Linked DNA regions of Homo sapiens: region 2 is linked to region 1. A link is a loop called in an ENCODE intact Hi-C map of the cell type or tissue named here. Cell type or tissue: dorsolateral prefrontal cortex. All regions are shown on one strand. Each heading gives the region's core, and the rest is flanking DNA. Links, peaks and the distances in the headings are about the cores only.

The links. Peaks named below come from ENCODE experiments on the same cell type or tissue, not always from the same donor. Only the 100,000 strongest peaks of a DNase experiment are listed, where the experiment ranks them.
Region 2: a loop joins it to region 1, with 2.2 times the contacts of the local background. A loop is called at or near these places in 19 of 110 quality-filtered maps.

The regions. Positions count from the first base shown.
Region 1 is chr12:12,076,672-12,089,256 of GRCh38, reverse strand. BCL2L14 (BCL2 like 14) reads right to left here. Exons shown (of 6, transcript NM_138723.2): 2 at 9,519-9,958; 3 at 1,871-2,044. The coding sequence starts at 9,951. Among named protein-coding and RNA genes, the nearest start is that of BCL2L14, 12 kb to the right of the region's middle. RefSeq lists silencers at 1,628-1,922, 7,128-7,422. In dorsolateral prefrontal cortex, for the core only: CTCF peaks have their summits at 7,107 and 7,309; no DNase peak of the experiment used is centred there; H3K27ac peaks cover 536 bases.
Region 2 is chr12:12,269,018-12,281,341 of GRCh38, reverse strand. No RefSeq gene overlaps it. Among named protein-coding and RNA genes, the nearest start is that of LRP6, 8.1 kb to the right of the region's middle. In dorsolateral prefrontal cortex, for the core only: no CTCF peak of the experiment used is centred there; no DNase peak of the experiment used is centred there.

The DNA.
Region 1 (12,585 bases), core at 5,024-10,023:
GTTGGGATCATAGGCACCTGCCACTATGCCTGGCTAATTTTTTTGTATTTTTAGTAGAGAAGGGGTTTCACCATGTTGGCCAGGCTGGTCTTGAACGCCTGACCTCAGGCGATCCACCTGCCTTGGCCTCCCAAAGTGCTGGGATTACAGGCACGAGCCACCGCTCCCGGCCAAAATAAAAGTTCTACACTGAGTAAGATCTGTCTCGATATATTGGGTTAACACTCTCTTAGGGAAAGTTGCTGGCACAGCTGCCTGTATTTCTCCTGTGCACAGAGGATGAGGTCATCTTAGCTTTAGCTTGGTTTAGGGGTGGCATTCCATCTCCCAAGCCCATGTGGGATAGTAATAAAATGTCACACTGTTTTTTTTTAGCAGACTCAGAGGCCTCCTCCTCTCCTCCAGCTCTTCACACGGTCCCCTGAGCCTCTGTGGCAGCTGTGGCCCCTTTAGTGTGGCTACCGCTCTGCATCGGGGTTGGGAGACACGGATACCTTTGGAGGGAGAACCTTCACCTTGTTCTTTAGGGAGGTGCAAACCCAAGATCCACCTTGGCCTCACTGTTAGAGGAGTTAAAAAGAAATGATTTAGGCAGATAGTGAGGGTAAGGAAGTTCTCGGGAAGGTTTTCCTTTTAATGAAAAGCAGCCCCAAATCATTTTCTTTTCTAACAAAGAGTAGCCTGTAAAATTGAGCTGCAGACATAGACAAGCAAGCTAAAAGCTTGCACAGTGAATGTTGGCAGCTGTGCCAATAGGAAAAGGCCACCTGGGACTAGGCATGTCCAACATGGCGGCCGCATTTTCCCTTTTCCTTTCCAACCACGTGTGCCCTAGGGAGCAGACAACATGGCGCTGGGCAAGTGGAAAGCCCACTTGCGTAATAAGATGAGGGTGGGGTGGCCAGCTTCCCCCATGCTATGTAAACGTCACACCTGGTTCAACTGATCTTTGGATCCTATGTAAATCAGACACCACCTCCTCAAACCTGTCTATAAAATCCGGTGCACTCTGTCGCAGGCCAGAAGTCACATTTGGGTTCCCCTCTCTGTCGCAGGAGAGAGAGCTGTTCTCCTTTCTCTTTGTTTTGCCTATTAAACCTCTGCCGCTAAACTCACTTCTTGTGTGTGTCCATGTCCTCGATTCCCTTGGCATGAGACAACGAACCTCACGTATTTATCCCAGACAATGAGGCTGCGTCATCACAACCTCCACTGTAGTTTGTGGAGGGAGCCAGGAGCAAGAACTGTGGTGGGGGAATGCCGGGCAGAGCTTCTCTTCCAGTGGCACTTGGCTTTGCTCCCCTTGACTCTCCCCTCAGTGCCTTGAGTTACCACCAGCCTGATGGGATCTACAGTCTCAGCTATTGCTATGGTTTGGGTGACAACTGACCCAGCCTTGTCACTACTTCTCAGTTCTGCTCCATGTCTTGCACCATAGCTGGTGCCTGACAACCCCTGCTTTTTCACAAAGCCCTAAAGCAATGTTATAATATAAATCCCTGGCTTGACGCTCCAACTGTACCTGATGCAAATTGGCCCAGGGTCACTGGTAACATGATCAGATCTAACATTGCATTTTCCGCCACAGACAAGGCTGAATGCGGGCTTTGTGTTTCCTCCTCTCCCTCTGTAGGAGACTTTCCTTTCTTACTTAGCAGAGAGCTGGGAATGTTTTTTCAACCTGCTGGGGCAGCCCCCTTGCCTTGGGCTGGTGTCTCAAGCTGGAGCTCATTGCCCACAGCCTGTGGCTGTCAAGCCCTCAGTCCAGGCAGCGGAGACTGTCAAGTTGCCGAGCCCTGGGATGGATAAATACACAAATGCTCCTGCGCCCCTGCCTGGCAAACACTCCACCCAGGGAAGGAAAGCTTACCTTTCTTAGAACTTGAAGCTACAGGCACGTGGCCTTGGAGCTGGAAGGAGAGACCCTCAGTTACAAAAATCTCTTTGGACTTGAAGCCTCCTGCCTGGGTCGCTTGTGGTGGTGGCCAGGAGTAAACAATTTCAGCTACTCGGTTGGCAATGGAAATGACTTTGGGGTCCACAGCTGAAACAAGACAAAATGGTGCTGAGAGGCCCTTCCCAGAACTTCATCTGGCTCATTGGTATGCAAAGTTGCCTGGAATGAAAAGACCAGGCCAGAATAGAAGGAAACTGCCTGGGAGTATGTGTGCTGGGGGAGGGTCATTCTTCAGAAAGGACTGAAAGTTGCCTGGCAGAGGCCGGGATGTGGGAGGGGTGCATGCAGGAATGATTGTCACCTTGAAACAATTGGCCTTCTGCACACTCTTTTTGAAGTCTTGCAAAATTAGGGTCTCCTTTCCCCTTTGCAAGGGAAGAGACACAAAAAGGAGTGCTTAGCTCTTTACTTGAAGGAATGCTCATTATGCTTTTATTTTTATTCTTTTTTCTCGACATGCTTTATACCTCTAAGAGCCAGCCCCTACATGCATAGGAGGACATTCGATAATTTGACAAGCATTTCGGGGTTGGTCACTGAAGAAAGAAATATCCCTGCTCTCAGGGCAATGAGATTCATCATCCAAGTCCATTATCAAGTGAACACCTAACTCCCGTTGCTGGTACAGTTCTGCCTCTTCTCTCCTCTCCATGTCTACTGGAAAACATTCAATGAATGCTTATAGGTAAACAAGGATGCAGTCAGCACAACTTACGGCCTTCAAGAATTTACAAGCTGAGAAAAGAGTTACGTCATGTATTTGCATACAGAATTGTAGAATAAAGCACTTTGAGATAGGACGGTGAAATGGCATTGGCCCAGTGAGTGTTGTAGCCTATAAGAGACCAGTCGCCTTTGCCCCTGAGTGGGGAAGAGGGGAGGTGGGGTGGGCAGATGGCATGGCTGAGTTGCTGGGTGGTAAAATTTTCACTGTTGATTTGTCACTAAGTTCTAACCTTTTATTTGTTTATTTACTTTTTTCCAGACAGAGTCTCACTCTGTCACCCAGGCTGGAGTGCAGTGGTGTGATCACAGCTCACTGCAGCTTGGATCTCTCAGGCTCAAGCGATTGTCCCACCTCAGCCTCCTGAGTAGCTGGGATGACAGGTGTGCATCACCACGCCTGGCTAATTTATTAAAATTCTTTTTCTAGAGATAAGGTCTCCCTATGTTGCCCAGGTTGTTCTTGAACTCCTAAGCGCAAGCAATCCTCCCACATCAGCCTCCCAAAGTGCTAGGATTACAAGGATGAGCCACCACCACACCCAACCTAAATCCTAAACTTTTAAAAGCTTGTACAAGCTGTCTTGGATGCCGTGTGGAGCAGCTGGGTTTTACCATGTAACATTTGAAGACTAACATTAGGTAATTCACAGGACTTGAAGACAGTAATGGAGTGGCGTTTTGGACAGAAGGTTGGTGTGCTCAAACTCCTAGGGCACTTCTGGGCTTTGTACAGCACTGGAGGTAAGAGAGGCAAGTAGGGGGCCTGGGAGGGACTGAGCCACAAGAGAAACAGGTTTTGACATCATATGCAGCTGCCAAGGTGGCTCCTGATCCCTCTCCCTGGATTCCTCCAAGCTGAAGGCTTCAGTGTCCTCCCTTCAGCCCTCCAGCCATTCACGGAAAGGCCACAGAAGATACTGCTCTGTCCATGATGCCATCCTCTGGTGGACATCTGACTCATAAAGCCATCTTTTCCATGGTTAGTCCACAGGGTTCAAAAACCAATAAGAAGCGAATGACGGAGAGAAGAAAGATCAAGAAGAAAAGGATCAATGTCTTTCCTCCTCGTTTTTTAAGAACCAAGCGAAACAGACTTTCCACTTTGTAATCCCCTTATTGCAGCCCAGCCGGCCTCCGCTGGAACTCTGGCCACCCATGGCCCCTGGCAAAGAAAGAAATGGCAAGAGGCTATCTTCCAAAGCCAAGGGAAACTTCCCTGGCCATGTCCTCAGGAGATGAGAAAGGAAAGCAGGCCTCTGCTGCCTTTTCAACCTTGTGCAGCTCATCTAGGGTAATCAGCATGCGGTTCTACCACCAGAAAGCACCCTGTGCCCATCTTGCACATTAAGAAGCTCCATGAAGGGTCCCAAAGGCTCTGTCCCCTCCTCCTCTCATAAGGCAGGGTGGCCACAAGATCACCAACAGGTACAAAATTACTCAATCTGGCTAACTGTGTACAGGGTATTGACTTTTTTTTTTTTTTTTTTTTTGAGACGGAGTCTCGCTCTGTTGCCCAGGCTGGAGTGCAATGGCACGATCTCGGCTCGCTGCAACCTCCACCTTCTGGGTTCAAGCCATTCTCTCTGCCTCAGCCTCCTGTGTAGCTGGGATTACAGGACGTAGTGGCTCCCGCCACTACGTCCAGCTAATTTTTGTATATTTTCAGTAGAGACAGGGTTTTGCCATGTTGGCCAGGCTGGTCTTGAACTCTTGACCTCAGGTGATCCTCCTGCCTCAGCCTCCCAAAGTGCTGGGGTTACAGCAGGGTATTGATTTCTGTGGGTTTGTGGACATGGAGTGAGACATGTCCAGGAGAAACTATAAGCAAACATGTTCCCACAGATGCACTAGCTCTAGTTAAAATTCCCATCTTGGATATTTTAATTTTAAAACATGAAAAAGAAAAGATTATATCCTTGTCAGACTTGGTCCTGTCTGATAGGCGAGGGAACACTGGATGGGGTGGGGAGAAGACAGAAAGGCTGTCTGTTCCTTGGAGTCTGTTTTGGGGGTCATCGTGGCGCCAGGAAGAGCAGGCCAACAGGGTCGGAAGGTCCCATTTCGCCTGTGGTCTGAGGCATTTGTTTTAAAGAGAAAGGGCAGGGGGTTGGGGTGTGACTTCCTTATGGACTGCTCTTTCCCACTCAGTATCCACTTTCTTCTTCTTCCTTAGTAACAGACCTCTAAAATGTGAGGGGCAGCAATGAACCCAGCTGAACAAACTATATTCCCTGGGCTCCCTTGCAGTAGGGAAGGGCCAATGAGATGTCAGAAGCTGGGGGCAGTTTCAAGAAAGCTCTCGAAAAGGGAGCTAAGGCTGGGTGCGGTGGCTCACGCCCGTAATCCCAGCATTTTGGGAGGCCAAGGCGAGGCCATCATTTTAGGCCAGGAGTTCGAGACCAGCCTGGGTAACACAGACCCCATCTTTACAAAAGATTAAAAAATAATAATAAAATAAAAGGGAGCTGAATTACCTAGAAAGAAGGCACCCTTTGCCCTTCCTTTGCTTCCTTTTTATTCTTGCCTGAGATGTAGACATGATGGGTGAAGCCCCAACAGCCACCTTTAGAATATAAGGTGACTTTGAGGTGGAAGCCACGAGCTGAGGGATGGCAGAATTCCCAGGAATTCTTTTTTTCACCCCGTCATCCAAGCTGGAGTGCAATGGTGTGATCTCAGCTCAGTGCAACCTGCGCCTCCCAGGCTCAAGTGATTCTCCTCCTTCAGCCTCTCGAGTAGCTGAGACTGCAGGCGCGCACCATGGCGCCTGGCTAATTTTTGTATTTTTTTTAATAGAGACGGGGTTTTGTCATGTTGCTCAGGCTGGTCTCAAACTCTTTGGCTCAAGTGATCTGCCCACCTCAGACTCCCAAAGGGCTGGGATTATAGGCATGAGCCACCCTGCCTGGCCATTCCCAGAAATTCTTAATAACTTTGTGGAGCTGTCATATCATGCCTGAGCTGCCAAACTTTTGTCCTCTTTTAAAGGAGAGAAAAGCAAACCTGTATATTATTTAAGCCATGGGTATTTGAGTGTTCCACTGTATATCGCTGAACCTCACCTTAACTATAACATTCCACGTGAGCAAATCGTAGCTATGGAGAAACAAAAGATTCACAAGTGAAAGAGCCTGGGTTGGTAGTCTTTAAAACTGGTGTTATTGTCCATTTCTCTGCATCCTGAGGCCTCTTCCTAACAGAGTTTGGTCTTGGGACATAATCTCACAGTTCCCATGTAAGCCCGGTACTGAGGCCTGGCAGTGGCTGTACAAGGCTACATAGTGACTTACAGTTAAAATAACCCAGGTGAGGCCAGGCACGGTGGCTCACGCCTGTAATCCCAGCACTTTGGGAGGCTGAGGCGGACAGATCACGAGGCCAGGAGATCGAGACCATCCTGGCTAACACGATGAAACCCTGTCTCTACTAAAAATACAAAAAATTAGCCGGGCGTGGTGGTGGGCGCCCGTAGTCCCAGCTACTCGGGAGGCTGAGGCAGGAGAATGGTGTGAACCCAGGAGGCAGAGGTTGCAGTGAGCCGAGATCAGGCCACTGCACTCCAGCCTGGGTGACAGAGCAAGACTCTGTCTCAAAAACAACAAACAAACAAACAAAAAAGAACCCAGGAGAAACCAAATTTGCAAGGCCTGATTTGTATGTGGCAAAATAGAAATAGAATGTGAGGCTCTCTTGGATCACGCTCAATGTAAAACCGACACAAGTAACACAAGTAAAAAACACACAATTAACTGACTAAATGCAAGCGTGAGGAGAAAGGTGATAAGGGAAGATAAGCTGTAAATATGTGTTTAAAGCCTTCTTAGGAGGTAATCATTTTTCATTTTTTATGGAGAATATTATTCAGCCATAGGTACTATTCAGCTATTCAGCACATTAACACATCACCTAAGTGTTTTTGAATGTAATCTTTAATTCTCAATCTCACATAAAAGTTTTCTTTCCCTACTGAAAAAAGAAATAAAAGCTTCTCTTGAAATTTTAGAAAATAAAAAAAATGTCAAATGACACTCCAGTAAATACTGAAATACAGAATGCAATTTATCTCAGGAAAAACCAGAAGACTAAGGTCTGTAAAAGCTTTCTCTGTCTGCTGGCAAAGTCCACAGTACAGGCCAAGTAGAAAAGCCTATTTAGGTGCCTCCAAACTGTTCTTTGCCCCAGAGCCCAGATGCCACCCCCGGCAGAAGAAGCCATGGCTGGGTGAGGGCAGCTGAGGGGTGGGGAGGCAGATGTGGAGGGAAGGACCACAGGGGGCCGCTCCCTCTTGCCCTAGACCTGCCCTAGCTGGGCAGAGTTCAGAGAGCAGATGCCTTGCTGTAAAAATGAAACAAGTCTAGGGAGAGGCCTGGACTTCTGGTGAGTCCAGGCTCTGCTACTTCCTGGATGTTTCCTTGGTAAGCCCTTTTTGTGGGACTCCCATTTCCTCATCCTGTCTGTGCCATGAGGTTCCCTCAGATGATCCTGACCATAACTCCCACTGTTCTAAACATCTGAAACTCTAATGGGAAAAGGGAGTTTCCTTGATCATAGTGAGTGATCTAAAGCTGTCTATGAGTGGGCTGATTCTCCAAGCAAGCCAGGACTGTCACATTTAAAAACTGAGACATTACTGCCACCTCTTGACTAATTATTGACAAGTTACCCAGGCCAATGAAACTCAGCAGGAGGGGGCCTTTCTTTTAAAATCTGGCTTTGCGGCTGGGTGCAGTGGCTCACACTTGTAATCCCAGCACTTCGGGAGCCCAAGGTGGGCAGATCACGAGGTCAGGAGTTCGAGGCCAGCCTGACCAACATGGTGAAACGCTGTCTCTACTAAAAATACAAAAATTAGCCAGGCCTGGTGGTGCGCGCCTGTGATCCCAGCTACTCAGGAGGCTGAGGCAGGAGAATTGCTTGAACCTGGGAGGCGGAGCTTGCAGTGAGCCGAGATTACACCACAGCACTCCAGCCTGGGCGACAGAGCAAGACTCCATCTAAAACACCTTAAAAAAAAAAAAAAAATCTGGGCTTTGGGCACTGGGCTTTGTTGAAGGGGAAGAAGATGCTTATGCCAAGGTGTGCGCATGAAGGGCAACTGTCTTTTTTTTTTTTTTTTTGGAGACAGAGTCTCATTATGTCACCCAGAGCTGGGGTGCAGTGATGTGATCTTCGCTCACTGCAGCCTTGACCTCCTGAGCTCAAGTGATCCTTCCACCTCAGCCTCCATAGTAGCTGGGACAACAGGCATGTGCCACCATGCCTCGCTAATTTTTTTATTTTAATTTTTTAATGGAGACAGGGTCTTGCTATGATGCCAGGCTGATCTCAAACTCTTGGTGTCAAGTGATCCTCCTGCCTTGGTTTCCCACAGTGCTGAGAGTATCGACGTGATGGGCTCTCACTCTGTCACCCAGGCTGGAGTGCAGTGGCATCATCTTGGCTCACTGCAACCTCTACTTCCCAGGCTCAAGCCATCCTCCCACCTCAGCCTCCCGAGTAGCCAGGACCACAGGCGTGCACCACCATGTCTGACTAATTTTTTTGTATTTTTTGGTAGAGACAGGGTTTTGCCATGTTGCTAAGGCTGGTCTTGAACTCCTGAGCTCAACCGATCCACCCACCTTGGCCTCCCAAAGTGCTGGGATTACAGGTATGAGCCTCAGTGCCTGGTGAAAATGTTTCATTAAGTACAATTAATTTTGTCCAACTGAGGGAAGATTTTGTCTAAATGCTTCTCAGTTGTTTTTGTAGGATGGTTTGTACTTTGTCAAGAGTCCTTTTACTCTTGCTCTCTGATCTTCCCATCAACCATACGAGGTGGAGAGAGTGGGGTACCCAATGTACAGATGGAAACACAGAGGCCCTGAGCGAATGAGTTGACTTAGGAAGAGCAGCGGCCCAGGCAGCCCAAGCAAGCCCCTGGTTAGGGCTCGTTCTTTTTTTTTTTTTTTTTTGAGACAAAGTCTTACCCTGTAGCTCAGGCTGGAGTGCAGTGATGCAATCTCGGCTCACTGCAACCTCCGCCTCCCAGGTTCAAGCGATTCTCTTGCCCCAGCCTCCCGAGTAGCTGGGAATACAAGCATGCGCCACCATGCCCGGCTAATTTTTTGTATCTTTAGTAGAGACGGGTTTTCACTATGTTGGCCAGGCTAGTCTTGAACTCCTGACCTTATGATCTGCCCACCTCAACCTTCCAAAGTGCTGGAATTACAGGCATGAGCCACTGCGCCTAGCCTCCTTCTTTTATATTGGTGTCTGGTACAGAGGACTAGGAATTTGGGAAACAAGCTTATTTATAGACAGTGGAGAAAGAAAACCAGTCCCAGCACCCTTAACTTCCATCATTTCCTTTTAGTCATTTTTTTTTTTTTGACGGAGTCTCACTCTGTCACCCAAGCTGGAGTGCAGTGATGCCATCTTGGCTCACTGCAAGCTCCGCCTGCTGGGTTCACGCCATTCTCCTGCCTCAGCCTCCCGAGTAGCTGGGACTACAGGCACCCGCCAACACGCCCGGCTAATTTTTTGTATTTTTTAGTGGAGACGGGGTTTTACCGTGTTAGCCAGGATGGTCTCAATCTCCTGACCTCATGATCCACCCGCCTTGGCCTCCCAGAGTGCTGGGATTACAGGCGTGAGCCACCGCGCCCAGGCAGCAACTCCTTTTAGTCTTGAGAAAAGCAGGGCAATTATGATTGAACACTAATAAGTTGGAAAGCTGAGGCACAACGCATGCCTTCTCTAAAGCCACTTTACAACATGAGAAGAGATGTACCACTCTGGACACAAAGAAGGGAAAAACCAGGAAGCGGGAGAGAAAGAAATCCCAGATGCCTACCTTCATGCTCCAAGCACTGCTCCACGTTAGAAAGACACCTGGACCACTGCTGGCTGTGCGAATCTTGGTATTCCAACGTCCTTTGACCCTGAGCAGAGACCTTGGCAGGCGTGCTCTGCGAATCTTCCTTCTCCACTACTCCAAAGAATGCTTTCCAAGAAGACTTTTTCTTGCCAAGGTTTATGGCCTTCTCACTGGATTGGGAATTTCTGCAAGGCCATGACACCTCTGTCCATGACTCATTTGCTGAACAATTCCCCAGGCCCCTCTGGGACAAACTTCTTGTTCTCAGCAGCTTTGGTGAGAAGAGAGCAGGGGTGCTCTTGAAGACATGATGTCTGGTGTAGTAGGCGAGGATTTTGAATTCTATGGTGTTTAGGTCATCATCATCTAGGGGGATTTCTTCCAGGTCACACCCACTGGTGCTACACATGTTGGGCCTGTAACAACAAAGTCCACACTGTGCCCTTCTATGCAGGGCCACTTACCCTTTGCAGGTTAGGAGAGACAGGGGTGAAAACTCAGGAAACATTTATTGAACATCTATTGTGTTTGTGCTGGAGGGTAGAGAGGGAAAAGCCACAGTCTTACTAGGGTGGGAAGAGAGACATGGCCATAGATAACTCCACATAAAGAAAATGAACTGCCGGGTGCGGTGGCTCACGCCTGTAATCCCAAAACTTTGGGAGGCCAAGGCGGGCAGATCATGAGGTCAGGAGTTCAAGACCAGCCTGGCCTATACAGTGAAAGCCCGTCTCTACTAAAGATACAAAAATTAGCCAGGCATGGTGGCGCACGCCTGTAGACCCGGCTACTTGGGAGGCTGCGGCAGAAGAATCGCTTGAACCCAGGAGTCGGGGGTTGTAGTGAGCTGAGATTGCGCCACTGCACTCCAGCCTGGCGACAGAGTGAGACTCCGTCTCAAAAAACAAAAAACAACAGAGAGAGAATGAACTAATGAACTAAGTAAGAGGTCTAACAGAGATGCAGATAGCCAGGTTAGAAGGCAGGGATAGGTGAGCTTCAAAGAAAGAGGCAAGTGAAAGCTTTTGGAAAGCTAGAAGGAGTTAGACAGGTGGGTGGATATTGGGGCTACAACAGGGCGGGCAGAGGGGAGATTATAGGTGAATTCAGAATGTGTTTGAAGAGTGGTGAGAGAACTGGGACAGCATACGTATGCAGTTTGCAAATAGCCAGGGCTTGAAAATAGTGGAGGGAAAATAAGTGAACTAGCACTTGGGTCCAGATTATGGTGGTCTTTGACTATCAGGCTGAAGCTTCGCATTTTCTCACGTTGATCAGTACATTTCAAAATGAGCTGTGGACTGTGGAGTTAAAGGTCTTGCTGGGGAGGTGGCAAAAGAGGGAGGCCAATTCAGGGAAGAGAAATGCCTGGGACCTGACCCTTCCCTTCCTCGGTTCCTTCTCCCTCTACCCTCTGCTTTAGCTTGTCCCGGCTTCTCTCTCCTCTCTCTCTCTCTTTCTTTTTTCTTGCTATATTTGGTATGCCATGTAAGATTTCATCTGAAAAAAGCATCCTGTTATTTTATTTTACTTTTTACGAATTTGAAACACACTGATGGAGGCAATGGAGAGCTGTTCAAAGTTTTGAGTAGAGAGTGATGTGATCACAGGCATGTTTGAAAAAGATCAGTACAAGCACTAAAACAACAGGATGCAAGCATTTCTTCTTTATTTCCATACGAATAACAGGATAGATAAAGAACTGATTTTGTTCAATTTCCTTTGCTTGAGCTTACATGAAATAACTCCTTCTCTGGTTTCCTGCTAGGAAAGCAGTTCTTTTTGCTAATAATCTGTTTCCTTCTGCTGTCTGTTAAGGACTACATTTTCCTTTTAGTCTCAGATGCGAGAAAGCTCAGATCTACCGTGTGAAATGTCCCAGGCAGTGAGCGTATCAAGAATTAGCTTGGGCTTCTCAGTCTAACAGTCCCAAATTCAGATTGTGGCCATGCCAGTGACTAGTTTTGTGACCTGTGGCAGGTTACTCCATCTCTCCAAACATGAACTTCCTGCAGGCAAATTGTAAATAATAATAGTCATCTTGCAGGGATATTGTAAGGGTGTAAGATACACAAGAGAAGTTCCTGCACAGAACCTGGTTCAAAAGTGGTAGCTATGTTTTTTTTCTAGTTCAGCTGTTGTCCTAGGCCCCAGGCTCTCTTTTTTTTTTTTTTTTTGAGACTCAGTTTTGCTCTGTTGCCCAGGCTGGAGTGCAGATCATAGCTCACCACAGCCTCAACCTCCCCGGCTCAAGGGATTCTCTCACCTCAGCCCCTCAAGTAGCTGGGAACACAGGCACATGCCACCACACCTGGCTAATTTTTTTGTTTTGTCTTTTAGAGACAAGGTCTCGCTATGTTGCCCAGTCTGGTGCGAAACTCCTGGGCTCAAGTGATCCACCTGCCTCAGCCTCCCAAAGTGCTGAGATTACAGCCATGAGCTACCATGCCCGGCCTCAGGCTCTGTCTTAATATGGCTCTTAATAATGTTCCCTTCCCTTTCTGGTCCTAATTTAAGACGGTCTTTCGGCATGTAAGCTGCTGTGATGATAAAGAAGCTGCAGTAATATTAAGGGGACTGGCTGGCATGTTCCTCTTTTTCTTTCCACTGTACCTTGTCATACCAGGACCAAATGATAAAGAAATGGGACAGTAACTGCAGACAGGGTTTGAGGCAATGTGAGGTGGTACAGACAAGTTGGCCTGGGTGTCTGAAGGATGGATAGCCACGGCTGGCTCAGCTTCTAACCTGCAACATCCTTGGGCAAGTCACGCCACCTTTTTGTTCCTCGGTGTCCAAGTTGTTAGATAGAATAAGGATATTCTCTAACTTTTCCCCCTGGTTCTGCTATTGGAAGGAGGTGTAGGAGCTGAAATATCTCCCCTGAGGGCCTGCTGGATGCTGCCTTTTTCCATCACTGTCTCCTCTCCTTTACTTAGAAGAGGCTCACATTGGCTGATAGCGAAGCTGTTGATCTGAGGAACTGCTCCTTGGCCAGGCCCCAGGAAAGCAAGGGTCCCTGGCTAGGTGCGTTCTGATGGAA
Region 2 (12,324 bases), core at 4,397-9,396, 190 kb before region 1:
ATTGACAGATAGCCCCAACTACTGCCTCCTAAATCTATCACCCTATTCACACTGAGGCCAACTTTTAAAGGGTTATTCCCAGTCAGTGCCTGAGCCCAGCAGGGGTACTAAGGTAGGTCTGTTCTGGCAAAATACAGGAATCCTCTAGGGGACAACTTTGGCTTGGGACTCCCAATCTGCTTGGTAAATTCATTCTTGGAACAATGCAGTAGTCCAAGACTTGTCCTACTCCAATCCTTCATTCTTCTCTCCTTCTAGAAATGTCAGATCTGCATCTCAGCGTGAGGAATCTCTCTTCCTTCTCTTACTTTCTACTGGTATTACTTACCTATTACTGTGTAACAATTACCCCCAAAATGTAGTGGCTTAAAATAAGTACAATTTGCCCTTGAACAACACAGGTTTGAACTGAGTGGGTCCACTTATACATGAACTTTTTTCAGTAAATATATTGGAATTTTTTTGGAGATTGGCAACAATTTGAAAAAACTTGAAGATAAACCATATACCCTAGAAATAGCAAAAAAATTAAGAAAAAGTTAGGTATGTCATGAATGCACAAAATATATGTAGATACTAGTCTATTTTTGTCATTTACTACCATAAATTATACACAAATCTATTCCAAAAAATTGAAATTTATCAAAACTTACACACACAAATACAGACCATACATGGCTTCATTTTCGTCTAGATAAATGTAAACAAATGTAAAGATGCAATATGAAATCATAACTGCATAAAATTAACTGTTGTATATACTGTACTACTGTTATAATTTCACAGCCACCTCCTATTGCTATTGTGATGAGATCAAGTATTGTGAGTATCTGCTTAAAACCCAGTGGGATGCTACTCATCTCTGTGTGAGCAGCTGATCTTTCCAGTAAATGGCATTTCACAGTGAAAAGTGATTTCTCGTGGATCTTGCACGTTTTTTATCGCATTTAGTGCAATACCATAAACCCTTGAATAACATCCTGGAACCCATGCAAAGTGCCACTAGTGATGCTGGAAGTGCTCCCAAGAAGCAGAAAAAAGTCATGACCTTACAAGAAAAAAGTGGAATTGCTTGGTATGTACTGTAGATTGAGGTCTGCATACCATTACCCATTACTTCAAAGTATCCATCTTTATGTAATTTTGCAATATCGATAAGCACAGTACAGTACTGTACTGTATAGTACTGTAAATGTATTTTCTCATCCTTAAGATTTTCATGAAAAATAAAATTACATTTTCTTTTTTCTAGCTTACTTTAGTGTAAGAATACAGTATATATAATAAATATAACAAACAATATGTGTAAATCAACTATGTTACCAGTAAGCCTTCTGGTTGACAATAGGCTATTAGTAATTAAGTTTTGGAGGAGTCAAAAGTTATACATGGGCTGATACGGTGGCTCAGGCCTATAATCCTAGCACTTTGGGAGGCTGAGGAGGGTGAATCACCTGAGGTCAGGAGTTCAAGACTAGCCTGGCCAACATGGCAAAACCCTGTTTCTACTTTTAAAAAATACAAAAATTAGGGCTGGGCGCAGTGGCTCACGCCTATAATCCCAGCATTTTGGGAGGCCAAGGTGGGGGGATCACGAGCTCAAGAGATAGAGACCATCCTGACCAACATGGTGAAACCCCATCTCTACTAAAAATACAAAAATTATCTGCGCGTGGTGGTGCGCACCTGTAGTCCCAGCTATTCCAGAGGCTGAGGCAGGAGAATCACTTGAACCCAGGAGGCAGAGGTGGCAGTGAGCCGAGATCACGCTACTGTACTCCAGCCTGGCGACAGAGTGAGAATCTGTCTCAAAAACAACAACAACAACACCAAAATTAGCTGGGTGTGGTGGCACATGCCTGTAATCTCAGCTACTCAGGAGGCTGAGGCAGGAGAATCGCTTGAACTCAGGAGGCTGAGATTGCAGTGAGCCGAGATTGCACCGCTGCACTCCAACCTGGGTGACAGAGTGAGACTCTGTCTCAAAACAAAAAAAGCTATACATGGATTTTCAACTGAGTGGAGGTCAGCACTTCTAACCTCCACGTTTTTCAAGGGTCGATTGTGTTTATTATCTCACAGTTTCTATAGGTCAGAAATTCTGGAGCAGCTTCACTGGCTTGAAATCTCTCATGATGTTGCTGTGAAGATGTCAGCCAAAGCATAGTCATATGGTGGCTTGGCTTCGGCCTCAAGGATCTACTTCCAAGATGACTCACTTGGTTGTTGGAAGGAGGTCTCAGTTCCTTACTACATGGACGACTCCATAGGGCATCTTGAGTATCTCATGCCATGGCAGCTGATTCTCCCCCTACAGTGACTGTTTCAATAGAACAACACAGACACTACTATGTCTTTTATTGTTTAGCCTGAAAGTCTCATGCTGTCACTGCAGTAATAGGTCAGTCCTACTCAGTGTGGGAGGGGATTTCACAGGGATGTGACTACCAAGAGGTGAGAATCATTAGGGACCATGCTGGAGGCTATCACACTCCCCCAATAAATCTCTTGCACATTGAATTCTGTCTCGGTGCCTGCTTATTAGTAGGCCTTAACTAACACATTTTCTTGGTAGACAGAGCTAGGATCTGTGCATTCATGTGTACACAAATACATGCACATATTCATATACACACTTACAACTATATTTATTTCTATACCTATCCATATATATTGAAAATCGTGAATTTATATGAATATATCCTATTAATATGGCATCACAGGGTCATTCTAGTTTTCTCTGTTTCTTTATTTGTAATTCCTGTGTATCTGTTGAGATGTTCATTTATTTTGTTAAATTTAGGAAGTTGACCAGGCGCAGTGACTCACACCTGTAACCCCAGCAATTTGGGAGACCGAGGCGGGCAGATCACTTGAGGTCAGGAGTTCGAGACCAGCCTGGCCAATATGGTGAAACCCTGTCTCTATTAAAAATACAAAAATTAGCCAGGAGTGGTAGCACGCACTTGTAATCCCAGCTACTCAGGAGGCTGAGGAATGAGAATAGCTTGAACCTGGAAGGTGGAGGTTGCAGTGAGCTAAGTTCATGCCACTATACTCTAGCTCGAGTGACAGAGTGACAGAGTGAGACTCTGTCTCAAAAAAAAAATTTAGGAAGTTTTTAAGTTATTTTTTTCAAGTATTCTTTCTCCTCCTTTCTATCCCTCCTCTCCCTCTGGGATTCCTGTTATGCATATATTGATATACTTGATGGTATCCTACAATTCTCTTAGTGTCTGTTCATTTTTCTTCATTCTTTTTTCTTTCTGCTTCTCAGACTGGATGATTTCAATTGACTTATCTTCAGTTTTCTGATATTTCTGACTGCTTAAATCTGCTGTTGAATGTGTCTAGCGAATTTTTTCTTTCAGTTTATTACACTTTTTAGCTCCAGAATTTCTATTTGGTTCCTTTAAATAATTTTTCTGCCTTTATTGATATTTTCTACTTGTTGAGACACTGTTCTCCTTTGGTTCTTTGTCCATGATGGCTTCCTTTAGTTTTTTTGTTTTTTTTTTTTTGAGACAGAGTCTCAGTCTGTTGCCCAGGCTGGAGTGCAGTGGCACGATCTCGGCTCAGTACAACCTTTGCCTCCCAGGTTCAAGCAATTCTTCTGTCTCAGCCTCCCGAGTAGCTGGGACTACAGGCACATGCCACCACACCTGGCTAATTTTTGTATTTTCAGTAGAGATGGGATTTCACCATATTGGTGAAGCTGGTCTTGAACTCCTGACCTCAGGTGAACCATCTGCCTTGGCCTCCCAATGTGCTGGGATTACAGGCATGAGCCACTGCACCTGGCCAGCTACATTTAGTTCTTTGAGCATATTTAAGAGAGTTGATTTGAAGTCTTTGTCTAGTAAGTCCAATGCCTATGCTTTCTCAAGGACTGTTTTTGTTAATTTTTTTTTCCTATGAACAGGGCACACTTCATTGTTTTTTGCATGCCTCATAATTTTTTGTTGAAAAGTGGTCATTTTGAATATAACAATGCGGTAACTCTGGAAATAAAATTCTCCCCATTCCAGGATTTTTTGTTGCTCTCTGTAGGTTGTGGTTGTTTGTTTAGTGACTTTTCTAAACTATTTTATACGGTTCTTTGAATTGTGTGGTCTCTGTTTTTTTAGCATAGTAGTCAGCTAATGGTTTATCAAAGATTTTCTTAAACTCCTAGAGGCAAAAAAGAAAAAGTACCATCAGGTCTTTGCAAATTGGCTCTGTGTTGGTGCCAATACTTCAATGCTCAGCCACACCATTTATTTATTTATTTTTGAGACAGAGTCTCACTCCGTTGCCCAGGCTGGAGTGCAGTGGCGCGATCTCGGCTCACTACAACTTCTACCTCCTGGGTTCAAGCAATTCTCCTGCCTCAGCCTCCTGAGTAGCTGGGACTAGAGGTGCATGCCACCACACCTGGCTAATTTTCGTATTTTTTAGTAGAGACAGGGTTTCACCATAGTGGACAGGATGGTCTGGATCTCCTGACCTCATGATCTGCCTGCCTTGGCCTCTCAAAGTGCTGGGATTACAGGTGTGAGCCACTGCACCCGGCTGACTAGCCACACCATTTATAACTCTGCCTTAGCCTTCACTTCTTACTTGTGCTAAGCCTAAAAATCAACCAGAGGTGAAGCCTATGGTGTTCTCAGACCTTTTCTGAGGATGTATCCTGGCCTGGGCCTTTTTGATTCCCCTACATAACCAGGGGCTTTTCAGAGCCTTTATTCCGCAAGTATATCAATCCCCAAGTTTTTCTTCTCAGGCTTTCTACAAGTGTATTTTTTTTGCCACAGCTGTTATCTTTTGCTCTAGGCATCTGGGCTTTATTCATTGGCTGTCCAATGTTTTTGAGAAACCTCTTCCACAAAGCAACTTTTCTATCCTGAGAGAGTTTTGAGGTAAGTGGAACAAAGGCAAGTACCCTGCATTAGTCCCCTTGGGGATCCCCCAAACAGATTAAAACCTATGAACACAATTTCTCAGGAACAAGATTCCCTCCATTCCCTTCTGATATAGTTTGGATATTTGTTCCCACCCAAATCTCATGCTGAAATGTAATCCCCAATGTTGGAGTTGGGGCTGGGTGGGAGGTGTTTGGATCTTGGGGGCAGATTCCTCATGAATGGCTTGGACCATCCCCTTGGTGATGCTCTTGCTCTGGGTTCGCATGTGATCTGGTTGTTTGAAAGTGTGTGGCACCTGCCCTCACTCTCTCTCTTTCTCCTGTTCTCACCACGTGACGTGCATGCTCCTGCTTCGCCTTCGGTGATGAGTAAACATTTCCTGAGGCCTCCCCAGAAGCAGATCCTGGTGCCATGCTTTCTGTACAGCCTGCAGAACTATGAGCCAATTAAACCTCTTTTCTTGTAAATTACCCAGTCTCAGGTATTTCTTCACAGCAGCGCAAGAATGGCCTAACACACCTCCCAAACTGAGAACCTGCACTGAGAGCATGGGCTGCTGTCTTCTAGACTGCTGCTGCACTGGGCAGGGGGATTGGACAAGGGTAAGGTAAAACACGACAAACCTCTCCTACCATGATTCAGTGCCCATTATCCTTATTAAGCATTAGCTTGGTTGCTGTAAACCTTTGACTATCTTCTAGAGTTCTAATAAAGTTGTTTCTCATGACTTTTGCCAGTTTTTTCAGTGTTTCTGCAAAGGAAGAGAGTTCCCTACCCTTAGAGTTTCTTACTCCACCATTTTCATTGCCATTGGCACCAAGGTATCTTTGTTGTATTTGTAACTTCCTTCTCTGATAGTTAGAAACTCTGATTCCATTATCTTTAATATATTTACTTAGTAGATTAATCCTTCTCGATGTAACCAATATTCTTTTTTTTTTTTGGTTTTTTTTTTTTTTTTGAGATGGAGTCTCACTCTGTCACCCAGGCTGGAGTGCAGTGGTGCAATCTCGGCTTACTGCAACCTCTGCCTCCCGGGTTCCAGTGATTCTACTGCCTCAGCCTCCTGAGTAGCTGAGATTACAGGCACCTACTACCACACCCAGCTAATTTCTGTAGTTTTTAGTAGAGACGGGGTTTCACCATCTTGGCCAGGCAGATCTTGACCTCTTGACCTTGTGATCCACCCACTTCGGACTCCCAAAGTGCTAGGATTACAGGCATGAGCCACCATGCCAGGCTGGATGTAACCAATATTCTAACACCGCCATCATCCTCTCCCCTGAATGGACTCCCTCCTCTGTTTTCTCTGGCTCCGCTTCCCTTTTCCAGGTTACCCTCTATTGCAGATATCCTTTCATCCTGTTTGGGACAAACGTAAGAAATTTAATGTATAGCGTTTAATTTATTTTTCATGTTTTAATAGACTTTACAGGGGGTTTATATAGCTGATGTTGAAAAAAGAAAAATATTATTGAAAACAAAGTTACTTCTTTTCTTTTCTTTCTTTTCCTTTTTCTTTTTTTTTTTGAGACGAGGTTTTGCTCTTGTTGCCCAGGCTGGAGTGCAATGGAGTGATTTCGGCTCACCGCAACCTCTGCCTGCCGGGTTCAAGCGATTCTCCTGTCTCAGCCTCCCGAGAAGCTGGGACTACAGGCATGTGCTACCACTCCTGGCTAATTTTGTATTTTTAGTAGAGACGGGGTTTCTCCATGTTGATCAGGCTGGTCTTGAACTCCGGACCTCAGGTGATCTGCCCACCTCGGCCTCCCAAAGTGCTGGGATTACTGGCGTGAGCCACCATGCCTGGCCCCAAAGTATACTTATTTTCTAATTATAGTGAATTCTTCTTAGGCATCTGATGTGATATTTTCATGGTGCAGCTAGGAACAAGTGTTATTCCCATTGAAGGAGGGAAAAATAGATGGGCCAGGCGCAGTGGCTCATGCCTGTAATCCCAGCACTTTGGGAGTCTGGAACACTTGTCCCTCAAGTCTGGATCACTTGAGGCTAGGAGTTTGAGACCAGCCTAGCCAACATGGCGTAACCCTGCCCCTACTAAAAATACAAAAAAAAAAAAAAAAAAGCCGGGTGCGGTGGCTCACACCTGTAGTCTCAGCACTTTGGGAGGCCGAGGCAGGCGGATCACGAGGTCAGGAGATTGAGACCATCCTGGCTAACACGGTGAAACCTTGTCTCTACTAAAAATACAAATAATTAGCCAGGCGTGGTGGCAGGCGCCTGTAGTCCCAGCTACTCGGGAGGCTGAGGCAGTAGGCGTGAACTGGGGAAGAGGAGCTTGCAGTGAGCTGACATAGCACCACTGCACTCCAGTCTGGGCGACAGAGCAAGACTGTCAAAAAAAAAGAAAGAAAAGAAAAGAAAAGAAAAAGAAAGAAGGCAGGGCACGGTGGCTCATGCCTGTAATCCCAGCACTTTGGGAGGCCGAGGTGGGCAGATCATGAGGCCAGGAGTTCGTGACCAGCCTAGCCAGCATGGTGAAACCCCATCTCTACTATTAAAAAAATAATAATAAAAAAATAAAAATAAAAAAAGGAAGAAAGAAAGACATTAGCCAGGCATGGTGGCACGCGCTTGTAATCCCAGCTACTTGGGAGGCTGAGACATAAGAATTGCTTGAACCCTGGAGGTGGAGGTTGGAGTGAGCCGAGGTCACACCACTGCATTCCAGCCTGGTGACAGAGAGAGACTCTGTCTCAAAAAAGAAAAAAGAAAAATAGAGGCAAGAAGGCCACTCTTCATGATATACACCACATTTCTGGTAGGGAGTTATAGCAGCATCCTCTGTGCTGTTAGAGGATCCTATAATGTGTCCTTTGTCAACTCCCTCTTCCATTCCCAGCTTCTCCAAACCTTTGTCACTTTCCTGACCTCCTCCCCGACCACCATATTCTTTCTTACTTCACTCTCAATGTAGACTTTGCTTTCTGTTTTTATGTAAATGAAGGCAATCAAATCTTGTCTCCACTATCCCTTCCCCATGAAACCTATTTATAGCTACTAGGGGCAGATTCAGGTTTTGTAGTGCTGAGCATATACAACTGGAGAAGGAGATATTTTAAAGAAAATGAATACTAAAACAATCTTGGTTTTGCAAGTAGTATAAAAACATATGACCATCCTAATCATTGCCATGGTCCCTCCCAAGGCCTCTGGAAGGAGTCTGTGAAAGTGGGAGTGGAGAAAGGAGAGCTGAAGGTCAAGCAGCCACACTGACTCTCCTCTCCTCCAGAAGTGGAAATCCTCCTGCTCCTCCTCCCATCCAAGGCTGATCCATTCTGCTAGGCTCCAGATCCTCTTGAAGTCTCTGAATCACTTTCCTCACTCTCCTTCTTTATTTGATCACTTACTTCAGGTTACAAATATGATCACATTCCTCTCAAACTTAAAAACAAAGTAAGCAATCAACCCTAACTAAGTCAACTCCCAGATTCCTCCAGCCTCACATTCCTTTCCAGCCACCCAAGTGTTCTCTTTCCTTTAACAATAAGATTTGGGAAAAACCACTGCCCTCCCTCCCTGTTTCCCCTTCATTTCTCAATTCACTGCACTTTTGCTTTGGATCTCATACCTCTGCTGAAACTGCTTTGGCTTAAAGTCACCAATGACTATTTTGTGCACTTTATCTGTGATTTTTTTTAAAAAGCAGGCTTCAGGTTCTTTTGATTAGGTTGAACCAGGAAAACTGTCATTTTTGTAGGCTTTTTTTTTTTTTTGAGATGGAGTCTCACTCTGTTGCCAGGCTGGAAAGCAGTGGCGCCATCTCGGCTCACTGCAACCTCCACCTCCGGGGTTCAAGCGATTCTCCTGCCTCAGCCTCCCAAGTAGCTGGGATTACAGGTGCCTGCCACCACACCCAGCTAATTTTTGTATTTTTAGTAGGGACAGGGGTTTCACCATGTTGCCCAGGCTAGTCTCAAACTCCAGACCTCAGGTGATCTGTCTGCCTCAGCCTCCCAAAGTGCTGGGATTACAGGCGTGAGCCACCGCGCCCGGCCAGCGTTTCAGTTTAAAGGTGTATGTATTTTACTCCCAGACTGATTTTCTAAAACACTGGCATAATGTATGTTCCCATCAATGACGTTCGAGAAAGTTATAGTCACAATGCCCTCTTTTCAGCACTTCTCACAGCAGACTCTCTGTTGTTAACAGTTAACACTGCATTTGCCATTACTAATCATACCTTCTTTAGTGGTAGCAATTTCTTTCTTTCTTTTTTTTTTTTGAGACAGAGTTTCACTCTTTTTGCCCAGGCTGGAGTGCAATGGCGCGATCTCGGCTCACTGCAACCTCTGCCTCCCGGGTTCAAGCGATTCTCCTGCCTCAGCCTCCCAAGTAGCTGGGATTACAGGCGCCTGCCACCATGACCGGCTAATTTTTTTTTTGTATTTTTAGTAGAGACGGGGTTTCACGATGTTGGCCAGGGTGGTCTCGATTTCTCGACCTCGTGATCCGTCTGCCTCGGCTTCCCAAAGTGCTGGGATTACAGGAGTGAGCCACCGTGCCCGGCCAGTGGTAGCAATTTCAATAAGTGTTTTTTTTTTTTTTTTTTTTGAGACAGAGTCTTACTCTGTTGCCCAGGCTGGAGTGTGCAGTGGTGTAATCTCGGCTCACTGCAACCTCCGCCTCCCAGGTTCATGCCATTGTCCTGCCTCATTCTCCCGAGTAGCTGGGACTACAGGCGCCCACCACCATGCCCGGCTAATTTTCTGTATTTTTAGTAGAGACGGGGTTTCACCGTGTTAGCCAGGATGGTCTGGGCCTCCTGACCTCGTGATCCGCCCACCTCGGCCTCCCAAAGTGCTGGGATTACAGGCGTGAGCCACCGCGCCCGGCCTTTTTTTTTTTTTTTTTTTTTTTCAGACAGAGTCGCACTCTGTTACCCAGGCTGGGTGGCAATGGCGTGATCTTGGCTCACTGCAACCTCCGCCTCCCGGGTTCAAGCAATTCTCCTGTCTCAGCCTCCTGAGTAGCTCGGATTACAGGCACGTGTTACCATGCCTGGCTAATTTTTCTGTTTTTAGTAGAGATGGGGTTTCACCATGTTAGCCGTGCCGGTTTCGGACTCCCGGCCTCAGATGATCCATCCACCTCGGCCTCCTAGAGTGCTGGGATTACAGGCGTGAGCCACCGCGCCCGGCCTCCACCTGGATGTTTCATAGACACCTCCAATACAAAAGAGCCATTGTTAAACTTATTACCCACTCCTTCTTGAAATACTTCTTAGGTTTTCTTTTCTTTGTAAAGGAGACTCCCATTACTCTCTGTTTCTCTCTCAATTCACAACTAAAAGTCCTGTTTTAATCTCGTATTCTTTAAATCCATGATGTCTTTTCAGTCCTCAGCGCTGCTGTCCTGATTGCCCCTTTCATAGACTTCTGTACAATGTGCAAAATTCTTCAATGTCCGCATTGTTAATATGCTAAAATCTAAACTTCTTAGCATGGCTTGAAAAGGTTTTTATTAATCAATAGCTATTTAATGGTCCTGCCTCAATTCCTGACATTCTCTAAAAGCATTCCATGCATCAGCTATATGAATCTACTTTCAAATCCCCAACATACTAAGTTCTCTAATGATTCAGTGTCTTTAAACCTACTATTGTGATTGAAATTTTTTTTCAGTCTTGTTGGCCTGGCAAAGTCTGATTTGTATTTCCAACCTCAGCGCTAGGGTTATTTTCCCTTCTTTTGTTTTGTTTTGTTTTGTTTTTTTGAGACAGAGTTTCACTCTGTTGCCCAGTCTGGAGTTCAGGGGCGCAATCTCGGCTCACTGCAACCTTCGCCTCCTGGGTTCAAGTGATTCCTGTGCCTCAGCCTCGTGAGTAGCTGGGATTAAAGTTGTGAGCCACTGCGCCTGGCCCTTTTTTCCCTTCTTTGAATTGTCTAGGCAGAAAAGCATCTCTACACTTAGCAATTTTGTCTTTTTTTTTTTTTTAGTTGGAGACAGGGTCTCACTGTATTGCCCAGGCTGGAGTGCAGTGGCAAGATCACAGCTCACTGCAGCATTGGCCTCCTAGGCTCAAGTGATCCTCCAACCTTAGCCTCCCGAATAGCTAGGACTCCAGGTACACGCCACCATGTCTAGCTAATTTTTGTATTTTTTGTAGAGATGGGGTTTCGCCATGTTGCCCAGGCTGGTCTCGAGCTCCTGGGCTCAAGTGATCTGCCCACTTTGACTTCCCAAAGTGCTGGGATTACAGTTGTATGCCACTGTGCCCTGCAGATTTTAATATTTTAATTACTCACTTTATTAATCAGTGTTTCCAAACTAGGCTGTAAGCTTCTTGAGGGTAGGGACTATGATTACTCTCATCTTTATATCCCCAACACTTAACAGAGTGATTGGTATCTGATTGGCACTTAAAAGAATGAGAAACAAAATTAGTTATGCAGTAATAATGGCATTCTCTCTAGGGCTTAAGCTTAACCTATAGATTTTCACTTAAGCATCTTTTAAAAATTTGTAGTAAATATATAGTACATTAAACAAAATTGAAGAACAGAAAAGCAAACTACATCTCATATTATTTCACCATCCTAATGCCTATTTTAGTGCACTTACTTTTGGTCTTTGCTCAAATATGTGCTATATATATGTGTGTGCATTTATGTTTGTATATTATATATATTTTTATTTTACATAGCTATAATCAAATGTACATGCACTTTCACTTTTTAAAAGCTTAACTCGGCCGGGCGCGGTGGCTTACGCCTGTAATCCCAGCCCTTTGGGAGGCCAAGGAGAGCGGATCACTTGAGGTCGGTAGTTCGAGACCAGCCTGACCAACATGGAGAAAGCCCGTCTCTACTAAAGATACAAAATTAGCTGGGTGTGGTGGCGCATGCCTGTAATCCCAGCTACTCAGGAGGATGAGGCAGGACAATCACTTGAACCTGGGAGGAGGAAGTTGTGGTGAGCCGGGATTGTGCCATTTTACTCCAGTCCAGGCAGCAAGAGCACAACTCCGTCTCAAAAAAAAAAAAAAAAAAAAAAAAAGCTTAACTCACTATAAACATTCAACACTGTTGCATAATCCTCTAAATTATTATTTTTCAGCAGTGTGTAATATCTCATTCCCCTACTTAGGTTGATAGTCTGAGGAGATTTAGGTTGTACCGCATTTTCTTTTTTATTTTATTTTATTTTTTTCGAGACGGAGTCTCGCTCTTTCGCCCAGGCTGGACTGCAGTGGCGCTATCTAGGCTCACTGCAAGCTCCGCCTCCCGGGTTCACGCCATTCTCCTGCTTCAGCCTCCTGAGTAGCTGGGATTACAGGCGCCCGCCACCGCGCCCGGCTAATTTTTTGTATTTTTAGTAGAGACGGGGTTTCACCGTGTTAGCCAAGATGGTCTCGATCTCCTGACCTCGTGATCCGCCTGCCTCGGCCTCCCAAAGT